Regions from separate parts of the Homo sapiens genome. Here region 1 is linked to region 2. A link is an interaction called in ENCODE POLR2A ChIA-PET data of the cell type or tissue named here. Cell type or tissue: A673. All regions are shown on one strand. Region 1 overlaps RPL36A-HNRNPH2 (RPL36A-HNRNPH2 readthrough). Region 2 holds the start of ARMCX1 (armadillo repeat containing X-linked 1).

The links. ChIA-PET counts read pairs that join two places held together with the same protein. Peaks named below come from ENCODE experiments on the same cell type or tissue, not always from the same donor. Only the 100,000 strongest peaks of a DNase experiment are listed, where the experiment ranks them.
Region 1: POLR2A ChIA-PET joins it to region 2 with 9 read pairs; 5 of 35 experiments call an interaction of 5 or more read pairs at or near these places.

What each region holds. Positions count from the first base shown.
Region 1 is chrX:101,395,447-101,399,446 of GRCh38, reverse strand. All of the region lies in intron 3 of RPL36A-HNRNPH2 (RPL36A-HNRNPH2 readthrough), which reads right to left. It overlaps RPL36A (ribosomal protein L36a), which reads right to left. Exons shown (of 5, transcript NM_021029.6): 4 at 3,990-4,000; 5 at 3,292-3,719. The coding sequence ends at 3,699. GLA (galactosidase alpha) reads left to right here. Exons shown (of 7, transcript NM_000169.3): 5 at 501-662; 6 at 880-1,077; 7 at 1,348-1,644. The coding sequence ends at 1,638. Among named protein-coding and RNA genes, the nearest start is that of RPL36A-HNRNPH2, 6.4 kb to the right of the region's middle. In A673, no CTCF peak of the experiment used is centred here; no DNase peak of the experiment used is centred here.
Region 2 is chrX:101,548,879-101,552,878 of GRCh38, reverse strand. ARMCX1 (armadillo repeat containing X-linked 1) reads right to left here and starts at 2,332. Exons shown (of 4, transcript NM_016608.2): 1 at 2,219-2,332; 2 at 1,855-1,908; 3 at 1,246-1,310; 4 at 1-70. In A673, no CTCF peak of the experiment used is centred here; DNase peaks (open chromatin) are centred at 1,568 and 2,398; H3K4me3 peaks cover 1,291 bases; H3K27ac peaks cover 642 bases.

The sequences.
Region 1 (4,000 bases), 150 kb after region 2:
ATTATAGGCGTGCGCTACCACATCTGGCTAATTTTTGTATTTTTAGTAGAGATGGTTTCACCATGTTGGCCAGGCTTGTCTCGAACTCCTGACCTCAGATGATCCACCTGCCTCGGCCTCCCAAAGTGCTGGGATTACAGGCATGAGCCACCGTGCCCAGCCTCTACAAACTTTTTATTCCATTAACAAACTATATGCCTGGGATTTAAGTTTTCTTAATACTTGATGGAGTCCTATGTAATTTTGCAGCTTTTAATTTTACTAAGACCATTTTAGTTCTGATTATAGAAGTAAATTAACTTTAAGGGATTTCAAGTTATATGGCCTACTTCTGAAGCAAACTTCTTACAGTGAAAATTCATTATAAGGGTTTAGACCTCCTTATGGAGACGTTCAATCTGTAAACTCAAGAGAAGGCTACAAGTGCCTCCTTTAAACTGTTTTCATCTCACAAGGATGTTAGTAGAAAGTAAACAGAAGAGTCATATCTGTTTTCACAGCCCAATTATACAGAAATCCGACAGTACTGCAATCACTGGCGAAATTTTGCTGACATTGATGATTCCTGGAAAAGTATAAAGAGTATCTTGGACTGGACATCTTTTAACCAGGAGAGAATTGTTGATGTTGCTGGACCAGGGGGTTGGAATGACCCAGATATGGTAAAAACTTGAGCCCTCCTTGTTCAAGACCCTGCGGTAGGCTTGTTTCCTATTTTGACATTCAAGGTAAATACAGGTAAAGTTCCTGGGAGGAGGCTTTATGTGAGAGTACTTAGAGCAGGATGCTGTGGAAAGTGGTTTCTCCATATGGGTCATCTAGGTAACTTTAAGAATGTTTCCTCCTCTCTTGTTTGAATTATTTCATTCTTTTTCTCAGTTAGTGATTGGCAACTTTGGCCTCAGCTGGAATCAGCAAGTAACTCAGATGGCCCTCTGGGCTATCATGGCTGCTCCTTTATTCATGTCTAATGACCTCCGACACATCAGCCCTCAAGCCAAAGCTCTCCTTCAGGATAAGGACGTAATTGCCATCAATCAGGACCCCTTGGGCAAGCAAGGGTACCAGCTTAGACAGGTAAATAAGAGTATATATTTTAAGATGGCTTTATATACCCAATACCAACTTTGTCTTGGGCCTAAATCTATTTTTTTCCCTTGCTCTTGATGTTACTATCAGTAATAAAGCTTCTTGCTAGAAACATTACTTTATTTCCAAAATAATGCTACAGGATCATTTTAATTTTTCCTACAAGTGCTTGATAGTTCTGACATTAAGAATGAATGCCAAACTAACAGGGCCACTTATCACTAGTTGCTAAGCAACCACACTTTCTTGGTTTTTCAGGGAGACAACTTTGAAGTGTGGGAACGACCTCTCTCAGGCTTAGCCTGGGCTGTAGCTATGATAAACCGGCAGGAGATTGGTGGACCTCGCTCTTATACCATCGCAGTTGCTTCCCTGGGTAAAGGAGTGGCCTGTAATCCTGCCTGCTTCATCACACAGCTCCTCCCTGTGAAAAGGAAGCTAGGGTTCTATGAATGGACTTCAAGGTTAAGAAGTCACATAAATCCCACAGGCACTGTTTTGCTTCAGCTAGAAAATACAATGCAGATGTCATTAAAAGACTTACTTTAAAATGTTTATTTTATTGCCAACTACTACTTCCTGTCCACCTTTTTCTCCATTCACTTTAAAAGCTCAAGGCTAGGTGGCTCATGCCTGTAATCCCAGCACTTTGGGAGGCTGAGGCGGGCAGATCACCTGAGGTCGGGACTTTGAGACCCGCCTGGACAACATGGTGAAACCCCATTTCTAATAAAAATATAAAAATTAGCCAGGTGTGGTGGCGCACGCCTGTGGTCCCAGCTACTCTGGGGGCTGAGGCATGAGAATCGCTTGAACCCGGGAGGTGGAGGTTGCATTGAGCTGAGATCATGCCACCTCACTCCAGCCTGGGCAACAAAGATTCCATCTCAAAAAAAAAAAAAAAAGCCAGGCACAGTGGCTCATGCCTGGAATCCCAGCACTTTTGGAAGCTGAGGCAGGCAGATCACTTGAGGTTAGGATTTCAAGACCAGCCTGGCTAACATAGTAAAGCCCTGTCTCTACTAAAAATACAAAAATTAGCCAGGTATGGTGGCGAGCTTCTGTAGCCCCAGCTACTCAGGAGACTGAGGCAGGAGAATCACTTGAACCCGGGAAGTGGGGGGGTGCAGTGACCCAAGATCACGCCACTGCATTCCAGCCTGGGCAACAGAGCAAGACTCCATCTCAAAAAAAAAAGTTCTATTTCCTTGAATAAAATTTTCCGAAGTTTAAACTTTAGGAATAAAACTATTAAACCCATATTTACTCATCCAGATACCCACCCCCCTTGTTGAGATTCTCTCCCAATTATCAAAATGTGTAGCATATTTAACTACCAAGAGCTAAACATCATTAAGACTGAAATGTATTAAGAAGGATGTATAGGCCAGGCACGGTGTCTCACGCCTGTAATCCCAACACTTTGGGAGGCCAAGTCGGGCGGATCACGAGGTCAGGAGATGGAGACCATCCTGGCCAACATGGTGAAACCCCCTCTCTACTAAAAATACAAAAATTAGCCAGGCAGGTGGCAGGCACCTGTAATCCCAGCTACTCCAGAGGCTGAGGCAGGACAATCACTTGAACCTGGGAGGCAGAGGCTGCAGTGAGCTGAGGTTGTACCAATTGCACTCCAGCCTAGGTAACGAGCAACACTCCATCTCAAAAAAAGAAAAAAAAAAAGATGTATAATTTGGAACTGTTAAGAGGCATTTTAAAGAATGGATATTTTGTCTCTTAAGATTCTTCCACCGGGGAGTTTGGCCAGACCTGGTGGCTCACACCTGTAATCCCAACATCTTGGGATGCTGAGATAGGAGTTTCACTGAAGGCCAGGAGTTCCAGACTAGCTGAGTAACAAAGAGAGACACCCAACACAAAAACTAAAATTAGCCAGGTATGGTAACAGGCACCTATAGTCCCAGCTACTCAGGAGGCTGAGGCAGGTGGACCACTTGAGCCTGCAAGCTCAAAGCTGTAGCAAGCTATGATCCACACCACTGGCACTTACGAGAGGGAGACCCTGTCTCAAAAAAAAAAAAAAAACTCCACTGGGGGGTTTCATACACTAGAAAACCTATTCTTTGTAGTTATTTTGGTATAAATATATCTACTTTAAAATGTGAGGGGGAATGTCAAAATGTTCAAGAGTGTAAGACCAAGTCCACAGACAATGTTATATATGTTACAGTGTACTGTGTCTGAAGAACAATGCCAAAATTCTTTATTAAATTAACTGTTATAACAAAGATCTGACACTTAACTCTTAGCAAAGACATCTCATATTCACTATGAATGTGTTACTGACTTCTCCCTATTAGCCTGAAATGTGTCTACTCACATGATAACCAATAACCATTGCATAATGACAAACTGCCTCATAAGGCCCCTAGTGATTGAAGTGCCAAATTAGAAAATTGCAACATATGATGTGAACTCAACCAGTCAGCTTCAATGCAAAACAAGTAGTACCAGTAAGAGGCATAAATTTCCCCACAAGCGGAATTGTATTGATGGCTCTAGCTTATTCCCTCCCAAAAGATGAACAGCAAACAAATGAAGTGAACATAAACTCAAGATTTTATTGTCTTCATAATAAAAGATGACACTTAGAACTGGATCACTTGGCCCTGTAACAGAACAGAAAAAAGTTGTTTTGTATTTTGCCATGAACTACTGCCCCATTAAGAACATTATCTGTTCCTAAAATACTCACCATGCTGTTAAGCTGCCTCATTCTTCCTTTCCTCCTTGTAGCAAAAGACCTCACATATCTTTAGCTATAGATCTAATATTTTTAGAGGATTACCCCTGAGCTCTATGCCACAATGAATAGATGTTCACCTTTTCAAATAATAAAGCTATGAAAAAGATTGCACCTTCCACCCATAATTATATACCTTTCTCTTCT
Region 2 (4,000 bases):
CCCAGAGAAGCGCGCACACGTCGCGGGCGGAGTCTGCAGCTACTGCGGGCCGGCTCTGAGGCAGCTCGACCTAGGAATAAAGGATGCATTTCAGATTTCAGGCTCCTTTTTGTGTCTTTGAACGCAAACAGACTGAAACAACAACAAAACAAACAAACGTACAAAAATACAGAGATACTGGCAGAGACTCGGGGCTTGATATCTAGATCACTGATTCCTTTCTTCCACCCGGAAGCTAAGTTTGGAAATTTTCCCCGCTTAAAGACTCTCCAACCTCACGTTCCACCACCCCACCCTAGAACGTTAAAGTTCCCTGCCACCCCTGCCCTTCCAGATGTCCTGTGAACAGTGGCGCCCTCACATGCACCCACAGAGGTCCAGGCAGTTTTTTTTCCTTCTCTTTCTTGCTTCCAAGTGCACTGCTTCGTGCAAACCTGCAGACCAAGGGCGCGGGGAGAGGGGTACTGAGAGCTCTGGGTACATATAGATCTCACCCGGGACGGGGCACACATCCCTCTTCTGAATTCCTAGCCCTTTACAACTGCCTTGCCCAATGTTTCCCGCCTTCGGTTACCCTCCTCTCCTCACAGAGCTGCGGCTTTGGAATTCATTATCTCCCTCCCTCTTCCTCCTTCGATGATTCCTCTAACCCTCCATTCCACCTCCACCCCTACTCCCATCATTGGCATCCTCCGAAGATGTCGCCACACATTTTCATCGTTAACATTTTCCTTGTAACAAAATGAAGTGAGAATATCTAAAAGCCGTACTGGCGTGAAATGCCTAAAGGTCTCCAACTCCGCCCTTGCCTCCGCCAACTCCTCCATCTCAAATGTACCAGGACACCGCCGCCCCCCCCCCCCACCCCGTGTCATTATACCAACTACCTCTGCTCCGGAGCAATTTCTTACCTCCCTCACCTCGGTTTCCGCTTCCACTAAACCTTCAAGACTGACAAACTTCAGAAGTGAGTGCTTGGTCGACGGACCAACACCAAGGACCCTGTACCCCAAACAGTAATTTGGAGTAACGTCCTCCCAACCCCTGGACTCTCTTGACGCCCACCCCTTCTCAGCTATTTTCTTCCCTGTCTTGTACTTGCAGAACAATTTCTTTTGCAAGCTCCGAAATGGTGTAGATAAGAGGGAAGGAGGGGGATATGGAAGGGGTCCACGGGCCCATTCGAGTTGCAGTCGCCACCATGCTCCACCCCCAAATAATGCCATCACCCTTATTATGACCTACTTGGTTCTTGACAACTTTGCGTTTCTTCCTGCTCCAAGGGTTGGACTGGCCTCCGGCCCCAAGATCTGCAGACACAGGCAACAAGGCAGAAACTGAAGGCTCAGCGGACAGAAAAGCACTTCGGGGAGTCCCAATATCCACTTCTCCTAATTCAGGGTCCTGGCTGTCAATGGATTTTACCTTTTTGTTTCTCACCCTACCCTCACTTCTCTGGACTCCGCTGACACCAGCCCTGTCGCTTGGTAGTGTTCCCCTACCCCCGTCCCCGCCCCCGGCCCTCACTCCCTCCCGCAGCCCCAGCGGTCGGCCATTTTCCCAGCAAAACCACACCCCTTTCAAACCACTGGAAGCGGGGCGGGGCGAGGGGGGATATGGAAAATCCGAGGAGAAAAACAAAACCAACCGATCTCTTCTATTCCTCTCCCCAACGCACCCTACCCGCAATCACAAGCACTTTTCCTGCAGCCACTGTTACATCCTCTTTTACTGAAGAAAAAAAAAATGGCAGGAAGATTGCTTGAGAGTCGGTAAAGGGCCCAAGTTAAGGCAAGGACCTCAGTCATCCCAGTCCTTCTGGGCGCCGCGGGACAGCTCCAGCTTTACACTGACCTGCAGGGATTCCAGGCAGACTATTCCTTTGTTCCCAAATGGCACAGCGTCCTACTGAAAGAAAAGGGGTATGACTGTCAGACGCACAGCCCCAAGATTCTGGCTTGGTAGATGGGCCAGCACACAGGACATGAATCCGAATATCCGCCCTCCCTGATTCAAGGCCCTGGATGTTAAAGGTCCCACGACGCCCGAGTCTGGGGTCGCCCCTGGAATCCGGCCCCAAGGTCTACCATTTTTGTTCTAGAAAGGGCAAGGGATACTGCAAGGGTTTGGAGAAAGTGAACTGTGCTCCCCCTTCGGCCTCCACGGTTCACTGCCCGCGCCGCAGGGATCCCCTGGCAACGCCCATCCACACACAAACCTGCTGGGATCCAGGCAGAACCTCGTCCTCCTTCCCCCAGGCCACAGGCCCTCTCGCCCTCTGGGCTATAGGAAGAGTGCAACCGGACCAAACGAAGACTAGGATTAGAAGGACGTCTGCACGCGTCGGCTCCAGCTCACGTGAGGGCCACGTCAACCATGAGATCAGGACCCCAATTACCACTCCCATCAGCAGCGCCGCAGAAGCCGGCCCTCCCCTTCCTTCCCTGACACATCAGGTCCTGTCACTCATTTTCCTCTTTGCCAACCCCGGAGACTAGAAGTAGCTTCTCTTTGTGGTGAATTTGCCTTTCTTTGGTTTACAGGGAGAGGCTGTATCTGCTCCCGTGTCCGTTGGCCTTTTCTTCCTCTTCGAGGAATAATTTTTTATCTTCTCTAGTCCCAGTCCAACTGTCTCTCTCTATACCTCCCCCCATCACAAGTCATGAATGTCCTATTTCTTCTGCACCCCTGTAAAATGTGGAGCAAGATGTTAGAAAAGGAGATAGATCGTGGGAGTGTCTTATTTAAACTTTTCTGCTCATTTGTTTTTAAATCAGTAACGCATTACTTTTATATTGAGAAAATAAAATGATGCTATTTTCCTTTGAGTGGAGAGTTTAAACGGGAGAGAAAACCCAAAAGGCCTCATTAATTTCGTTATTTTATTTGTAACAGTAGGAAAATATTTCTACTGGTTACAGCCAATTAGTAGCTTTTAAAACAAAATAACTCATTTTAAAATTGAAAAGTGGGCTGAGGTGGGTGGATTGCTGGAGCCCAGGAGTTTAAGGCTGCAGTGAGCTATGATGTCACCACTGCACTCCAGCCTGGGTGACAGAGAGCAAGCCTCTATCTCTTAAAAAAAATGGATTTTTTTTACATGATCTATGAATTACTCCACAAAGAGACGACCAGTTGTCTAATCTTGGCCATTTTACACAAATAATTCCTTACTTTTTCTATTTTTGAATCAACTTGCAATTTGATAAGTTAAAGCAACACAACCCTGTCTTATTAAATTAAAGAAAAGCATGTATTTAACGTCCCAAAGTCTTGACCGACTGTTATATGAACCTCTTGTGATTTGATGGCTACTCTGATCACCTGCCTCTGAATTGAATTCCAGTCTACCAAGGCTGAGGCACCTGAGGGTGTGAGGGATGCAGCGATGTTCTAATCCTTCCTGCCCTGTCAAGAGCGGAAGAAGGTGCTGCCCTCCCACCCTTCCACATTCCATAGCCTCTCATCCCCTGTATTCAGGCACCCATCTATTGTTCACTCCAAAAATATATATAGATGAGTGACCAAGGTGGTAAATGCCACGTTTACTCAGGTGACCAATCAGAGTAAATACCTTTGGCTCCTTCCCTTCCTTCCCCAAATTCCCACAGAGGTAACAGCAATGCATCGAAGGGCTTTCTGTTCCTACCTACCCCTCTGCCCTTATTCATGGTGCCTGAGTGAGCATTGCTCCTAATACTGTGTGCTGCCACCACCTGACCTGAGAGGTGCAGCCCGCTGGGCTTCTTGCCTCTGGCTTCCTTAAAAAGAGAACCTAATCTTGTTGCAGAGTTACTGCCTGCCAGTCCATATCCACCTTGGTGCCCGCTCAGCCAAATGTATGCCTAAGGAACAATCCCCATGGATTAACCCAGAGTAGGCATTCTCACACGGACAACCTTGTGGACCACCTGCAATTGTGGTCATACGTATATTCATTTTCGTGGAGAAAGGAGCCATAGCTTTCATCAGATTCTCACAGGCATGTATGACTTTTAAA